5 separate regions of the Homo sapiens genome follow, and regions 1, 3, 4 and 5 are each linked to region 2. A link is a contact called in ENCODE Hi-C or POLR2A ChIA-PET data. All regions are on one chromosome and are shown on one strand. Each heading gives the region's core, a stretch centred on a gene start or an enhancer-like site at or near the end of the contact. The rest is flanking DNA. Distances are from core to core; before and after follow the strand shown. Region 1 has its middle 45 kb from the start of LPP-AS2. Region 2 has its middle 3.4 kb from the start of TPRG1-AS1. Region 3 overlaps LOC107986166 (a long non-coding RNA gene). Region 4 overlaps LPP (LIM domain containing preferred translocation partner in lipoma). Region 5 overlaps LPP (LIM domain containing preferred translocation partner in lipoma).

Evidence for each region. A loop is a pair of places that touch in the nucleus more often than their neighbours do. ChIA-PET counts read pairs that join two places held with the same protein, here RNA polymerase II (POLR2A). Pooled maps may share reads with other maps.
Region 1: a map of Right ventricle myocardium inferior shows a loop between it and region 2 (4-fold over the local background). The contact joins two enhancer-like sites. A Hi-C loop is called at or near these places in 1 of 168 maps with a recorded cell type or tissue (Right ventricle myocardium inferior). POLR2A ChIA-PET finds 5 or more read pairs at or near these places in 1 of 52 experiments (Panc1).
Region 3: a pooled map shows a loop between it and region 2 (3-fold over the local background). The contact joins two enhancer-like sites. A Hi-C loop is called at or near these places in 1 of 168 maps with a recorded cell type or tissue (endothelial cell of umbilical vein), 1 of 37 single-sample maps with no recorded cell type and 4 of 50 pooled maps. POLR2A ChIA-PET finds 5 or more read pairs at or near these places in 3 of 52 experiments (HepG2, WTC11 and activated B cell).
Region 4: a map of OCI-LY7 shows a loop between it and region 2 (4-fold over the local background). The contact joins two enhancer-like sites. A Hi-C loop is called at or near these places in 2 of 168 maps with a recorded cell type or tissue (OCI-LY7 and Ramos) and 3 of 50 pooled maps. POLR2A ChIA-PET finds 5 or more read pairs at or near these places in 2 of 52 experiments (H1 and OCI-LY7).
Region 5: a map of gastrocnemius medialis shows a loop between it and region 2 (4-fold over the local background). The contact joins two enhancer-like sites. A Hi-C loop is called at or near these places in 3 of 168 maps with a recorded cell type or tissue (chondrocyte, gastrocnemius medialis and naive thymus-derived CD4-positive, alpha-beta T cell) and 10 of 50 pooled maps. POLR2A ChIA-PET finds 5 or more read pairs at or near these places in 1 of 52 experiments (MCF 10A).

The regions. Positions count from the first base shown.
Region 1 is chr3:188,107,841-188,110,540 of GRCh38, forward strand. No RefSeq gene overlaps it. Among named protein-coding and RNA genes, the nearest start is that of LPP-AS2, 45 kb to the right of the region's middle. Within about 2 kb of position 1,296, at least 2 of the 41 ENCODE cell types and tissues checked have a DNase peak (open chromatin) inside an H3K27ac peak, as active enhancers do.
Region 2 is chr3:188,949,672-188,952,371 of GRCh38, forward strand. No RefSeq gene overlaps it. Among named protein-coding and RNA genes, the nearest start is that of TPRG1-AS1, 3.4 kb to the left of the region's middle. Within about 2 kb of position 1,365, at least 27 of the 41 ENCODE cell types and tissues checked have a DNase peak (open chromatin) inside an H3K27ac peak, as active enhancers do; they include gastrocnemius medialis, where a contact is called at or near this core.
Region 3 is chr3:187,993,002-187,995,701 of GRCh38, forward strand. It overlaps LOC107986166 (a long non-coding RNA gene), which reads right to left. Exons shown (of 5, transcript XR_001741061.2): 5 at 1,272-2,700. Among named protein-coding and RNA genes, the nearest start is that of LINC01991, 18 kb to the left of the region's middle. Within about 2 kb of position 1,255, at least 2 of the 41 ENCODE cell types and tissues checked have a DNase peak (open chromatin) inside an H3K27ac peak, as active enhancers do.
Region 4 is chr3:188,243,290-188,245,989 of GRCh38, forward strand. The region is part of intron 2 of LPP (LIM domain containing preferred translocation partner in lipoma); the gene reads left to right. Among named protein-coding and RNA genes, the nearest start is that of FLJ42393, 66 kb to the left of the region's middle. Within about 2 kb of position 1,267, at least 4 of the 41 ENCODE cell types and tissues checked have a DNase peak (open chromatin) inside an H3K27ac peak, as active enhancers do.
Region 5 is chr3:188,416,074-188,418,773 of GRCh38, forward strand. The region is part of intron 4 of LPP (LIM domain containing preferred translocation partner in lipoma); the gene reads left to right. Among named protein-coding and RNA genes, the nearest start is that of LPP-AS1, 150 kb to the right of the region's middle. Within about 2 kb of position 1,323, at least 5 of the 41 ENCODE cell types and tissues checked have a DNase peak (open chromatin) inside an H3K27ac peak, as active enhancers do; they include gastrocnemius medialis, where a contact is called at or near this core.

The DNA of each region.
Region 1 (2,700 bases), core at 46-2,545, 840 kb before region 2:
TTTTTCCCTGAAACACATCTTAGAAAGAGAAAGACTTTCTAATGAGGCAAGACAAGCAGGACATTAGCCCCTAGCACCAATTTTAGCACAGGCAGTTGAAAGCATCCTAGTTAGTCAGTGAATGCTACCTGCAGGGCCCATCTGCTTGCCTTTTGAAATGTTTGGCCCTTGCTTTGAAACTTTTTAAAAATATAACCAAGTATTCTCTTTATCAAAAGGACTCTCTCTGGCAGAGGTAAGGGATTGAACTGTCTAAATATTCCAAAGCCAAGCTTGCTCTAGGCAAAGGAAGGCAACATTTCTTTCTTTCTTTCTTTTAATTATACTTTAAGTTCTAAAGTACATATGCACAACGTGCTGGTTTGTTACATAGGTGTACATGTGCCATGTTGGTTTGCTGCACCCATTAACTTGTCATTTACATTCGGTATTTCTCTTAATGCTATCCCTCCCCCTGCCCCCTACCCCACGACAGGCCCCCGTGTGTTTCCTGCCCTGTGTCCCAGTGTTCTCATTTTTCAGTTCCCACCTATGAGTGAGAACATGTGGTGTTTGGTTTTCTGTCCTTGTGATAGTTTGCTCAGAATGATGGTTTCCATCTTCATCCATGTCCCTGCAAAGGACATGAACTCATCCTTTTTTATGGCTGCACAGTATTCCATGGTGTATATGTGCCACATTTTCTTAATCTAGTCTATCATTGGTGGACATTTGGTTTGGTTACAAGTTTTTGCTATTGTGAATAGTGCCACAGTGAACATACGTGTGCATGTGTCTTTATAGTAGCACGATTTATAATCCTTTGGGTATATACCCAGGAATGGGATCACTGGGTCAAATGGTATTTCTAGTTCTAGATCCTTGAGGAATTGCCACACTGTCTTCCACTATGGTTGAACTAGTTTATACTCCCACCAAGAGTGTAAAAGCATTCCTATTTCTCCACATCCTCCTCAGCATCTGTTGTTTCCTGACTTTTTAATGATCACCATGCTAACTGGTGTGAGATGGTGTCTCATTGTGGTTTGATTTGCATTTCTCTGCACCACTGATGATGAGCATTTTTTCATGTGTCTGTCGGCTGCATAAATGTCTTCTTTTGAGAAGTGTCTGTCACATCCTTTGCCCACTTTTTGATGAGGTTGTTTGTTTTTTTCTTGTAAATTTGTTTAAGTTCTTTGTAGATTCTGGATATTAGCCCACTGTCAGATGGGTAGATTGCAAAAATTTTCTCCCATTCTGTAGGTTGCTTGTTCATTCAGGACATAGGCGCAGGCAAGGACTTCATGACTAAAACACCAAAAGGAAGGCAACATTTTTTACATTTACAAGATGTCATCCTGCATAGCATTGACTTCATTCATTGTTTACTTCCTGAATTCATGATGTGGTCAAAGTTAGCGGGGCATGAGTAGTGTGGCAGGATGGGTAGAGAAACAGATAAATTAGGTAAGGTCCAGTCCTTTAAGAGTTTAGTCTAGATGGCAGAGAGGCACCCACATTCAAATAACTTTAATGAAAGATAGAAAGTGAATACCGTAGCCCTCATCAGGGGTCAGGCTGAAGAGGTGGGGGTAAAAAAGCATTACTATTGGAATCATTTTAGCAGGTTTTCAAGATATTCTGAATTCCCCTTATGAGCTTTGTTTGGACACAAAACTCATGATTATACTGGTCACAGACACTATGTCCTAGTCATACAACTGTGACCAAAAAAGACATGGTCAATGTCATTATGGAACTTACACAGGACTTGATGGAAGTAGACCATAGCCAAACAATTAGGCAACTAAATATACAGTTACAAGTAGAAAAATAAAATTTTGGGCCGGGAGTGTTGGCTCATGCCTGTAATCCCAGCACTTTGGGAGGCCAAGGCGGGCGGATCACCTGAGGTCAGGAGCTCAAGACAGGCCTGGCCAACATGGTGAAACTCTGTCTCCACTAAAAATACAAAAATTAGCCGGGCATGATGGCATACACCTGTAGTCTCAGCTACTGGGGAGGCTGAGGCAGGAGAATTGCTCGAACCTAGGAAGCGGAGGTTGCAGTGAGCTGAGATGGCACCACTGCACTCCAGACTGGGTGAAAGAGCAAGACTCTTTCTCAAAAAAAAAAATAAAAAGATTTTGGAGAGTCTAAGAGGAAGAGGAAGAATTGTTTCCAGCTTAGGTGTGGTGGGAAGGTATCAAAGAAGATTTTATGGATAAAGAACCATTCATGCTCAATGTTGAAAGTTGCATATGATTTGGATATTGAGTGGCAGTAGGGGAAGGGGATTCCCTTTGAAGGGCACAGCGTGAACAAGGGCAACAAAGCAGGAAAGGGCAGGAGACACACTCTGCTGTGAAGTCATGGCAGAGCCACTGAACTTTTCTGGGCAGTGGAATTATTAGCTACATATTTTAAAAAGATTTGTTTAGCAGCATTACAGGAAGGAAGGAGGGAGGAACAGAGATAAGGAAGGTGGACCTTTGGGCAGCTACCAAAATATAAAATGGAAGAAGAGCAGTCAGTGGCAGAGGGGATGGCAAGAAGGAAGTGGACAGAAGAGGCATTGCTGGTTTATAATCCTGAGAATTTGGCAATAACTAGATGGCAGGGGGCAGAGTAAAGGGATGGGTGAGAGAGGGGAGAATAAAAGATAATTCCAATGTGTCTACCCTGGGAATATAGAAATAGAGATCTTCATGATAGTGG
Region 2 (2,700 bases), core at 115-2,614:
CCTTGGGTTATGCCATTTTTGTGCTTGCTAGATCCCTCTTATGCCATAGAGATTTCTCTGTGGATACAAACTCTGCTGTTGATCTCAATACTGATGGCTAAGGTATATCATAATACATCATAAATACATCCTGGTTTGCCATCTCAGTTTATGACTTTGTCTTGGTATAATATAAAATGTACCTTATGGCTAAGGTACATCATAAGGTACATCATAATACATCCTGATTTGCCATCTCAGTTTATGACTCTGTCTTGGTATAATTAGTTATTAATAGGTCCCTCCTTCACCTTGAAGTTTTTGGGTTTGGATGATAAATTATACAGTCACCTTACTGAGGGTCTCTATCCAAGTACATGGTACATTAGCAGGGGCTCAGTAAATGTGGCAAAGTACCTTAAAGGGCATTTAAAGGATCTTTTATACCCAGGTCACTGGGGCTCTCAGCCCTACCCTTTTCACTCCTTTTCTGGAGGCAGGCTACCATTTGTTCCTCTTCTCTCAAGGACTGCAGAATGACCTATGACCACTTTCTTTTTGACAAGCCTTTCCAGGATTTCAAAATGCTCTGACCCAACAAGAGAAATCACTTACCACAATCCTACCCCTTCTTCTCAGCCCCTAAACAGTAGAACAGCCACTGGATATTGGAAATAGGTATCAGACACTAGAGAAGGTCAGAACACAGCTGGTGCGATATATCATTTCCAGCCTCAACTGGACTTTTGGCCTTGCCCAATTTCTTTTTTTGTTTGTTTGTTTGTTTGTTTTTGTTTTTGAGATAGAGTCTTGCTCTGTCACCCAGGCTGGAGTGCAGTGGCATGACCTCGGCTCACTGCAACCTCTGCCTCCTGGGTTCAAGTGATTCCCCTGCCTCAGCCTCCCGAGTAGCTGGTACAGGTGCCCACCACCATGCTTGGCTAATTTTTGTATTTTTAGTAGAGATGGGGTTTCACCATGTTGGCCAGGCTGGTCTCGAACTCCTGACCTCAGGTGATCTGCCTGCCTCAACCTCCCAAAGTGCTGGGATTATAGGCATGAGCCACTGCGCCCAGCCAGACTTGCCCAATTTCTTTGACAGTCCAAGTTTTCAGAATTGCCTCTATTTACACAGTTGCCTTAGGAGAGGATCACAACTTGGAAAGCTTGAAGCTTCTTTATTATAAACTATGTAGTTAACATTCTAGGTTCTGTTCAGAGGTCAGAAAAGATAAGGTCTCTTGTGCTTTTTCATCATAATAAAAAACTTACTCAAAAGTCAGCCTGTTGGGGTGAGTGTTTGTTGACTTTTTAAACAAGATATCAAGCATTTGGAAGTAACAGAGGCAATACGCCCAGCCGTGTGAATGGAGCTCTAGCTTCAGCATCAGGAAGCCTGGGTCGACGTCTCCTCCTCTGACTCATTGCTTGCTGAAACATGAATCATATGCCCTTTCTCAGCACTGGGTCTCACTTCCTTCATCTCCCCTATAAAATGGGCGTATTTGCCATTCCTACCACACAGGAGGGGGCTGAGGCTTTCAGAGTCCTTGCTAATTACACACAAAAATATTATTAAAAGTAAAAATAAGCCATAGTGTGATTTTGACGCTCTGAAGAGGCACACGTGGAGGGTATGCGAAGCCATTTTATGACCTTGCTTCGTTTCTGGACATCCCAGTTCACTGAGAACAGGCTCTCAGAACGTGGGAATGGGCAGGAGAATCCATGTTGAGATGGAGATGCGAATGAGTCTGGTCTGTTTACGTGGGAGCAGGAGACCTTTGAGGAGATCACTCGCCAGCAATCAAGAAGAAGAACATGGAGACTGGGATGGAAACCCAAATAAGGCTATTCTGTGGAGGGCTCTGATGCCAAGGCTGGGGTGTTTGGACTCCCTTGAGGGTTATGGGAGATCAGTGGAGGTGACTGAGCAGGAGCATGGCACGACCCACAGTGTGTTTCAGTGAGACACTGTTTCATGGAGGGGCAGAAATGGGAGCTGGGGTCTGTCACCTTGTAAGCAAATGGCAGCTCCCCTCTGTCTGAGCTTCAGTTTCTCATCTGTTAAATAGATGGGTTAAACAGCAAATTGGTCTAATATGCTGTGATTCTATACTAAAGAACATGAGGAAACAGCTTGTCATATTGACGTGTGTGTGTGGAGGGTGTGTGTGTGTTTGGGTCAGGGGAAGAGGTGGGAATGCGGTAACTGCTTTGTTAGACACAAAGCCAAGTCCAGAGACCTTGTTCTTTAGGGAGGAAGCCTGAGCAGCCTCACGATCTCTAGCAGGTCTGAAGAACTTTCTGGGTATCTTTCTTTAGGCCACAGCACAGCACATCTGCACTTTAGGGCCTGGCCAGCGACCTCTGTCTAGACGTGTCTGCTGTCTACTTCCTAGTTCAGCTGAGAGAGCTAATATTTGAAAAGACTGGCCAGGCGCAGTGGCTCACGGCTGTAATCCCAGCACTTTGGGAGGCCGAGGCTGGCGGATCACCTGAAGTCAGTAGTTTGAGATCAGCCTGGCCAACATGGCGAAACCCTGAATCTACTAAAAATACAAAAATGAGCTGGGCGTAGTGGCAGGCACCTGTAATCCCAGCTACTTGGGAGGCTGAGGCAGGAGAGTTGCTTGAACTCGGGAGGCGGAGGTTGCAGTGAGCCGAGATCATGCCCTTGCACTCCAGCCTGGGTGACAAGAGCGAAACTCTGTCTCAAAA
Region 3 (2,700 bases), core at 5-2,504, 960 kb before region 2:
AACTGGATACCAAGGCAAACAAAGCAGGCATAAAGCTTATTGGCTACTGAGCGAACAGTCATAAAATAAAAAATAAGCACAGAAATATATCTAAAATCACAAATTATGATTTGTGATGAGAGAAAAAGTATACGATAGTGTAAAGAAACATAACAGAAGGGATGGCATAACCTACATGGTGGGTCCGATCCGTCCTTTCTGAAGGAGTGATCCTTATGCTGTGAGCCAGAAAAAAAAAGCGAGAGGCAAGCAGGCATCAAGACCAGCCTGAAGGCCCCAAGACTGGAAAGTGGGTGGCCAGTATAGAAGAGGAAGGACAAAAGAGGGGGTCAAGGGGAAAGGCAAGGGCAGACTATGTGACCTTCTAAGCCATGGCAAGAACTTTGAACTTGATTCTAAGTACAGTGAGAAGCCATGGAAGAGTTTTTGTTTGTTTGTTTGTTTGTTTTGTTTTTTTGAGAAGGAGTTTCGCTCTTGTCACCAGGCTGGAGTGCAGTGGTGCTATCTCGGCTCACTGCAACCTCCGCCTCCCAGGTTCAAGTGATTCTTCTGCCTCAGCCTCCCAAGTAGCTGGGACTACAGGCGCCAGCCACCACACCTGGCTAATTTTTTATTTATTTTTTATTTTTTTGTATTTTTAGTAGAGACGGGGTTTCACCATGTTGGCCAGGATGGTCTCGATCTCTTGATCTTGTGATCCACCCACCTCGGCCTCCCAAAGTGCTGGGATTATACACATGAGCCACTGAGCCCGGCCCATCAAAGAGTTTTAAACAGGGAAGAGTTGTGATCTAATTAACATTTTAAAAAATGTATCCCACTAATTGTGGAAATGGATTGGACAAGGGTGAGAGACTATTTACTGAAGTTACTGTAAAAGATGATTGAATAGAGTCTAGGGAGGTTTAAATCCCAGTTACCATAACTCAAACCACAAAGGCCTGTTTCTAAAAAAAATCATTACTTGTGATTTATAATCTAAAAAAACAGTATGCCATTTTATTAAGCAGAGTCATATTTTTTCAAATGTCTTATCAACTAAGATGACCCAAAGTCATGGGGGTTGGTTCAGGGCAATGCAATTTCTAGCTGGCATTCCTGGCCATCGTTTTCTACTTTCCAGGTTTTCCAAGAATAGTGGTTGAGAGGGGTAGTCAAAATTGGGGAATAAATATATAGGTCATTTGTATCTGATTCTCCCACCCAGCCTCAACCTCACTACACAGCAACAGCAACAAATGTCAGTGGCAGGAAGTACACAACAAGAAGAATTAACCACAATTTTTTTAATCCAAACTTACAAACATAGTCAGTCACACATACACATACAGTTGGTTTGAAGTGGAGTGAGGGGCGGTAGCCAGCCTTCTTACTTTTTAACCAATAGGATCTCATGTTAGCCATCAAAGCAACAGACTTTCAGTCAGTTGACCTTTCATGATAGAGGGTTTTGTGGGGAGAAGAGAGAGAAAGGAGAGAAAAAAAATTGAGGTTTTTGCATCATTTGTCATTCTAATAGTTGAAGACTGAATCAGTCTTATGTTGCAGACACATTAATTTGATTAAGATACAATCCATGGGTCATTCAGGCATGTAAAGTACTCTTGCTTAATTGCAAAATTAACAATAGAATAGGATAAATCATTACCAAACTGGAGGTTGTTCTGGGACTCATGGACTTTTTCCCTCACTCAATTCATTTTCTCCATCTAAAGTTCTTTTTGACACTTTGTTAAAGGAAAAATCGGGGCTAAGGCAACAGTAAGTGGCAAACCAACATTCAATTCTCAAGGCATTAGTTGAGGGACCTCATGCTCTCTCAGAACAGGAAATGCCGGTAGACCCATCTTACAAAAAGGATCGAAGAGTCCCTTCAGCTCCAAAGAGTTCATAACCATCTCATGATTCACAGAACTGTAGGAAGTTATCCAATGCCTCAAGACATCCACTCTGAAACCTGAAGCCTAAGATCCTAGTTTCCATTTTTATTATATAACTCCTTGTCTGCCATCTCATTTCTTTTCAGGAGCAGCCTAATTTTCAGGCCCTGAGCAACTTTTAGTCAAAAAATATCTACTATATTCCAGGCACTGTGGTAAGTGATAAAAATATAAAAACAAAGACTGTTCCTGGATCTCAACAAGCATTTCCTCTAGCTTGTCACTGAATTCCCTCCCTTCTGTGACTTCATGAGAGACACCTGGCTACAGCTTGGTGCCCACTGATGTGCTGTAACAGAAGCATGCACAGCACTATGGCAACACACAAAAGAAAATTAATCAAAGAGTAGGTGTGATTTCAGTTGGCCTAAAATTGAATTAGGAGGAGTTGACCATTCAGAGGAGAGAAGAGAGAATTCCCAGCAGAGGGAACAGCATGAATCAAGGTGGGGAAGTGCAGGGATGCAGGGGTTATGTGGTCATTACCCCTGCAAGAAGCAACCAGGTGCTTTCACTTATGTTGACAGGAAGTATCAGTGACCAAACATACAATCCAAATCTGGGAGAGTTAAGCACGAATCCCAGCAATATAGAGAAAGGAATTCTAGACTGGAATTCAGGAGACCCATTGTTCTTCTATCTAGAATATCATGTGACCCTGAGCTGGTGGCCATTTCATCTGAGCCTCAGTATCTTCATCTGCAAGATGGAAGTAAACATTTCTTCCCTATCTATTTTATAAGTCCCTTTGAGGGATAAG
Region 4 (2,700 bases), core at 17-2,516, 710 kb before region 2:
TCCCCCTACCCCTCAGGTTATTTTAGTTTCCCATGACTCATAAAGGAAATCTTCAGGATTCACAAGAAATTGGCAATTCTTTTCCATCTTTGCTGTTGAGTATTGATAGGAAAACAGCATAGTTTGGGGCAATTTAAGTAGAGAACAAACCTCCGGGGGCTTGGGGTGGTGTCTCAGAAGGCCGGATCTGGGAAGGGCCTTTGAAAAGCTTGCACGGAAAGCTGCGAAATAAATCGTTTCTTTTTCTCTTTCTTTACGTTCTAAAATCTCGTGATCTGTTTCTACAATACACAGGCTAATTGATGTTATCCTTTTGGCATGATTCTTGCTGTCCTGGGGTCTATCACTTGCAGGCTATGAGAATGAGGCCATAGACCACCACACTGGCAGCACTGAGCAAAAGGTGCTAGACCCTTCTGAGTTCAGGTGCTGTGTAACTGGTGCTGTGATTGGACAGGGTGACTAACCTCAGTCTCTCTGGGTGTAATTTCTTCACTGTGGAAAGAGGAGGCTAACTAGAAAGTTCACTCTGACACTAATCTGAGTTCAGGTCCACATCTTTTTTTTTAATTAATTATTTTATTTTTAAAATTTTTATTTTTTTGAGACAGAGTCTCGCTCTGTCGCGCAGGCTGGAGAGTAGAGGCACAATCTCTGCTCACCACAACCTCCACTTCCCGGGTTCAAGCGATTCTCCTGCCTCAGCCTCCTGAGTAGCTTACAGGTGCCCGTCACCACGCCCGGCTAATTTTTGTATTTTTAGTAGAGGTGGGGTTTCACCGTGTTGTGCAGGCTGGTCTCGAACTCCTGGCCTTAAGATATCTGCCTGCCTCGGCCTGCCAAAGTTCTGGGATTATAGAAGTGAGCCACTGCGCCCAGCGCACATACAATTGTAGGAAGGCTGAGAATGGCTTTTAATTTGGGAGCGTTTAAAAGCAAACATGCTTCCTCAAGACAACAGTAACAAAAAATTGACATCGTTGAGGTGGGAACTTCTTTAATGCTACCTGAGCCTCTTGCTGAAATGGTTCTATGCAGTTTTGCATAGCTAGGAGTGGTAAGCTCATTCACAGACATGGAAGAGGCAGAGTGGGCTTAGGGAGAGGCACCAGTCTAGTGGTCCAACTTGGGTTCTGGGTTCCAGTCCTGCTTCTGCTACTAACCCCATGAGACCTTGGAATGCCCATCTCTAAGGTTTCTTTCAGAGCTGAATCACTGTTTGGTCTGTGATTCATCAAAGCAATTAGAAGACTATGCCTCTCCTTCAAGACCAAGACTTTGGTCAGAATACTCCCTAGGGACTTTCTCACTGTGTGTGGCACTCTTCTCTATTAGACGCTTTATTCATTCTCCATTGTATTAGAGTCAAAAGTATGATTGTTTGTTGTAGAGGTGCCTTTTCCGTGTCATCTCTGATAATCTACCCCTCTCTCTCTGAGTAACCTAGGCTTTTAAAACACATCTCCTTTGGCTTAATCACACTGCCTGGTGTCTACTCAGCATTATGTGTTTGTTGTCTGCCCTGAACTGTGAACTCAGCCATGTCCTGCTCATTTCTGAAGCCTCAGCATGTACATCGGTATCTGGTTCATGGTAGATTTTCAATGAATCTGAGTGAATGAATGATGGATGAATGATTTTGTATCTCCTTACTAGGCATATGTTCCTTGAGGGCATGGACCGTGTCTAATGGGTGGCTACCTAGTGTCTCATTCTTGGTCCGTTGTTAGTGGTGATTTTTGTCCTCTTCTTTGCACTCATCATTCTAGGCTTGTATTAGGGTAAATTGTTAGCATAATTCTGCCTTGTTTCCCACCCTGCCCCCGCCTTTTTTTTCTTTTGAAACAGAGTCTTGCTCTGTCACCCAGGCTGGAGTGCAGTGACACAATCTTGGCTCACTGCAACCTCTGCCTCCCGGGTTCAAGCAATTCTCCTGCCTCAGCCTCCCAAGTAGCTGGGATTACAGGCACCCGCCACTACGCCTGACTAATTTTTGTATTTTTCATAGAGACAGGGTTTCATCATGTTGGTCATGCTGGTCTCGAACTTCTGACCTCGTGATCTGCCTGCCTCGGCCTCCCAAAGTGCTGGGATTACAGGCTTGTTTGCTTTTAAACAGTTTGTGGGCAGGGATGGTATTTTCTTATGATTCTATTCCTCACAGATCCTGGCCCAGAGCCATTAGCAGAGAAAATTCTCAGTAGATGTTTGCTGACCTAAACTTCATTCCACCACCTTTGCCTTCCTTTTGCCTTTTCACCTCCTCTTAGAAGGTACCTTATATGATAATGTCACCTATGCAATAAAGACCACAAAGTAAATTTAATAAAATAGAAGGCATGCTTCCCTCTTTTCTAACCCCACACTTTTTTTTTTTTAAGATCAAAATAACGTTGCATTTGTGTGTGCCCTGCTTTTATTTATTTATTTCTTTTGTAGACACGAGGTCTCACTATGTTGCCCAGGCTCTCTCCAACTACTGAGCTCGGTGATCCTCCCACCTCGGCCTTCCAAAGTGCTAAGATTATAGGTGTGAGACACCACACCCAGCCCAGCCCTGCTTTCACAAAAAACAAAATAATGATGAATATATTGTACTACCCTCACTGTTTTCATTTGTCTGTGAATGCTTTTTATTTTATCAGGAAAAGGAAAAATTTCTGTTTCTTGACTGTAATTGTTGAAATGTATTTTCAAAGT
Region 5 (2,700 bases), core at 73-2,572, 530 kb before region 2:
ATTTTTGCAACTTTCTATGAGTCCATATTTAAAAAAAAATTAATAATAGTAAAATAAAGGAATGCATATAGATATCTTAATGTATTCTTCTCTTACTCAAAGTGCTATCTTACATGCCATCTGAATTGCTTGCATGATACTTTGAAAGATCACTGCTATATGTATCCCTGCCAAAATGTATGGCTTAAACCTGTGGTTTTCAAAGCTGGCCAGTCATCAGAAAGACTTGGAGAACATTTTTCAAAAGAAAAAAATTAAAGCAAGTCCTAGGTCCCATCACAATTTTACAGAATCAAAATATCTGGCCATGGGGCCCAGGAATCTGCATTAAAACAAAGCAAAATAAAAAATAAAACAGAACTTCCCGGGAATTGTGATTGATGCTCAACCAACGTTTGGGAACCACTCATTTATTTCATTAACTTCAGGGACCAGTGCCTTAATCTCCTTTGAACCTTCTCCAAGTCCTGAGAGTGTACTCTTCCTCCCGTAGTTAATGATGGTAGCTTTTGAAGTCTTGAGAGTCTTTATCTTGTGAACATTGTACAGATTCAGAGACCTAGAGCATCTTTCATGTTGCTATTCTTTTCCCTCAGTGCTTTCATTATAGACACCAATCGTTTGCATATGTTGTCCTGGGTCATTTTATTTGGGATCCAAAACCAGAAAATTTCAAACAACAACAAAAAAATGGATTCTTCGAGAATGCCCTAGCCATGGACAAGCTTCTGCATTACAGAGCTCTTGCTATTGTGTTGCTTTGGGTAGCAATGCCTGAAATCTCAGCCAATTTTGGGTCACAGTAGGCCTATGTAAATTATCTAAAAATGGATTCATTATGGACATTATAAAAATAAATCTGACACCTGAGCCTTTGGGCAAATATACCATATAAAGAAATCATACCCTAGAATAACGATTAACCTAAAGAACTTAAAAAAAATCAGTATGATATTTTTATCATCCTTTCTTAAAATTACTGCATTCAGAGAGACCTGATGGCTGAGGACAGCACCTGGGGCAGAGGAGTATAGGTCATTGGGATGTGGCATCCTGAGTCTTCTAGCAGTTTGCTCTTCCAGCACTCTCCCTTATTATATGTTCTTTACATTGTTCTGTATGTCGCTGTCTTCAAACAGAATAGATAAGTCTACTAGTCAAGATAGACATATAACAGGCACCACATGTGCATAAAAATTGCATTATGTAAATTTAGTGCCGTAATATAATATGAAGGATGTCCTCTAGGAGGAACTGGGGAAAGCATCACAGACGAGGACACATCTGATCTGAGTGTTGGAGAATGAGTTAGTTGTTTACCAAGCAGAAAAGGGTGGTGGACAGCATGGCATGCCAAGTAAAGGGAACAGCATGTGCAAAAGCAGAGAATGGCCCCCATCCTGACCCTTGTAATTTTGGCAGCTCTTTGCTGATGTCCTCAGGCAATGCATCTGGGCTCCTGGGAATAGCTTTGCAATGTGAACAGAGTGACTTCACTATGGGTAGACCTAAATGTTCTAGCGTGCTCTGAAACTTACCTCTAGAAATAGCTCCAGGAAGTTAGGTAGCTTCAGAGAGGAAGGACCAAGAAATATGATCTTATACCACAGGCAAGAAGTACTTTCCTGGAGGTACTGGCCAGAAGTACTATTGCTATCTCTCTGCACTTGTCTGTTATATTTTAGAATGAAATGTGCCTGTGCATACAAATGCTAAGGCAAGAAAGAAAAAGCAAAAGGCAATTCTCTTTAAATCTCCTGAAATAATTTCAGGCAGCTTTTTTTACCTAGTCAAACACACACGCTTAAGAATGGAGTTGTAAGCTAACTTAATCATTTTTTGTTTTGTTTTGCTCTCTTACTTGTTCACACGTTGGGGTAATCCTGAGAAAACAGGAAGCAATGAAAGAAGGATTTTATTGTGAAATGTTCATTACAACTTGTAATTTTAAAATGTGTTTGTATGAGTGTGCACAAATGTGAATAAATTTTAGAGCACTTTCTCACATAATATCTAGTTTAATCACCAGAATATCCTGCAACGTTATTATAGTTCCTACATTATTATGGTTCCTAAAGACAAATGAAAAATCTGTGATTCAGAGACCCAAGGTTAGGCTAATAAATGTAGAAGTCACATTTGACCAAATTTTAGTATCTTCCCTTAAGTATTGGTAATGTACGATAAACACTATTTGGTAATAATGAATTATTACAATTACTAAAACAACTTATCTGGCAGAACAGTATCTTAACTATTTGAAAAATATTGTAGTGGATTTATTAGCTTCCATTTCATCTGAAGTCCACTTTGCTTTACTGCTTACTTTATCTTTCTAGCTACTCTGTAAAAAAGTTATTATCACCCTCAATCTGCCAAGTATAATGTATGTAAAGTGAAATAACTAGCATATTGCAAAGCTGGGAATTGAACCCTTGTCTCCTAAATCCAAGTCTGTAGCTGTTCCTCAGCAGTACACTGTATCTCATGTTAATGCCATTATTACTTGTATTAAATGAAATAATTTTTCCATCATTATTTTCCCGAATTATTACTATCCAGAGCGATTTGAAGGTTAAGGTCATCCAAATAATGTGTGAAAATTGCTTAAAATCAATCTCCTGTGCATGGATGTCTATGATGTATACAAATATAAAACAGCCAAAGTAGTCTCAAGAAGTTATTACCAAGTTTCTCAAA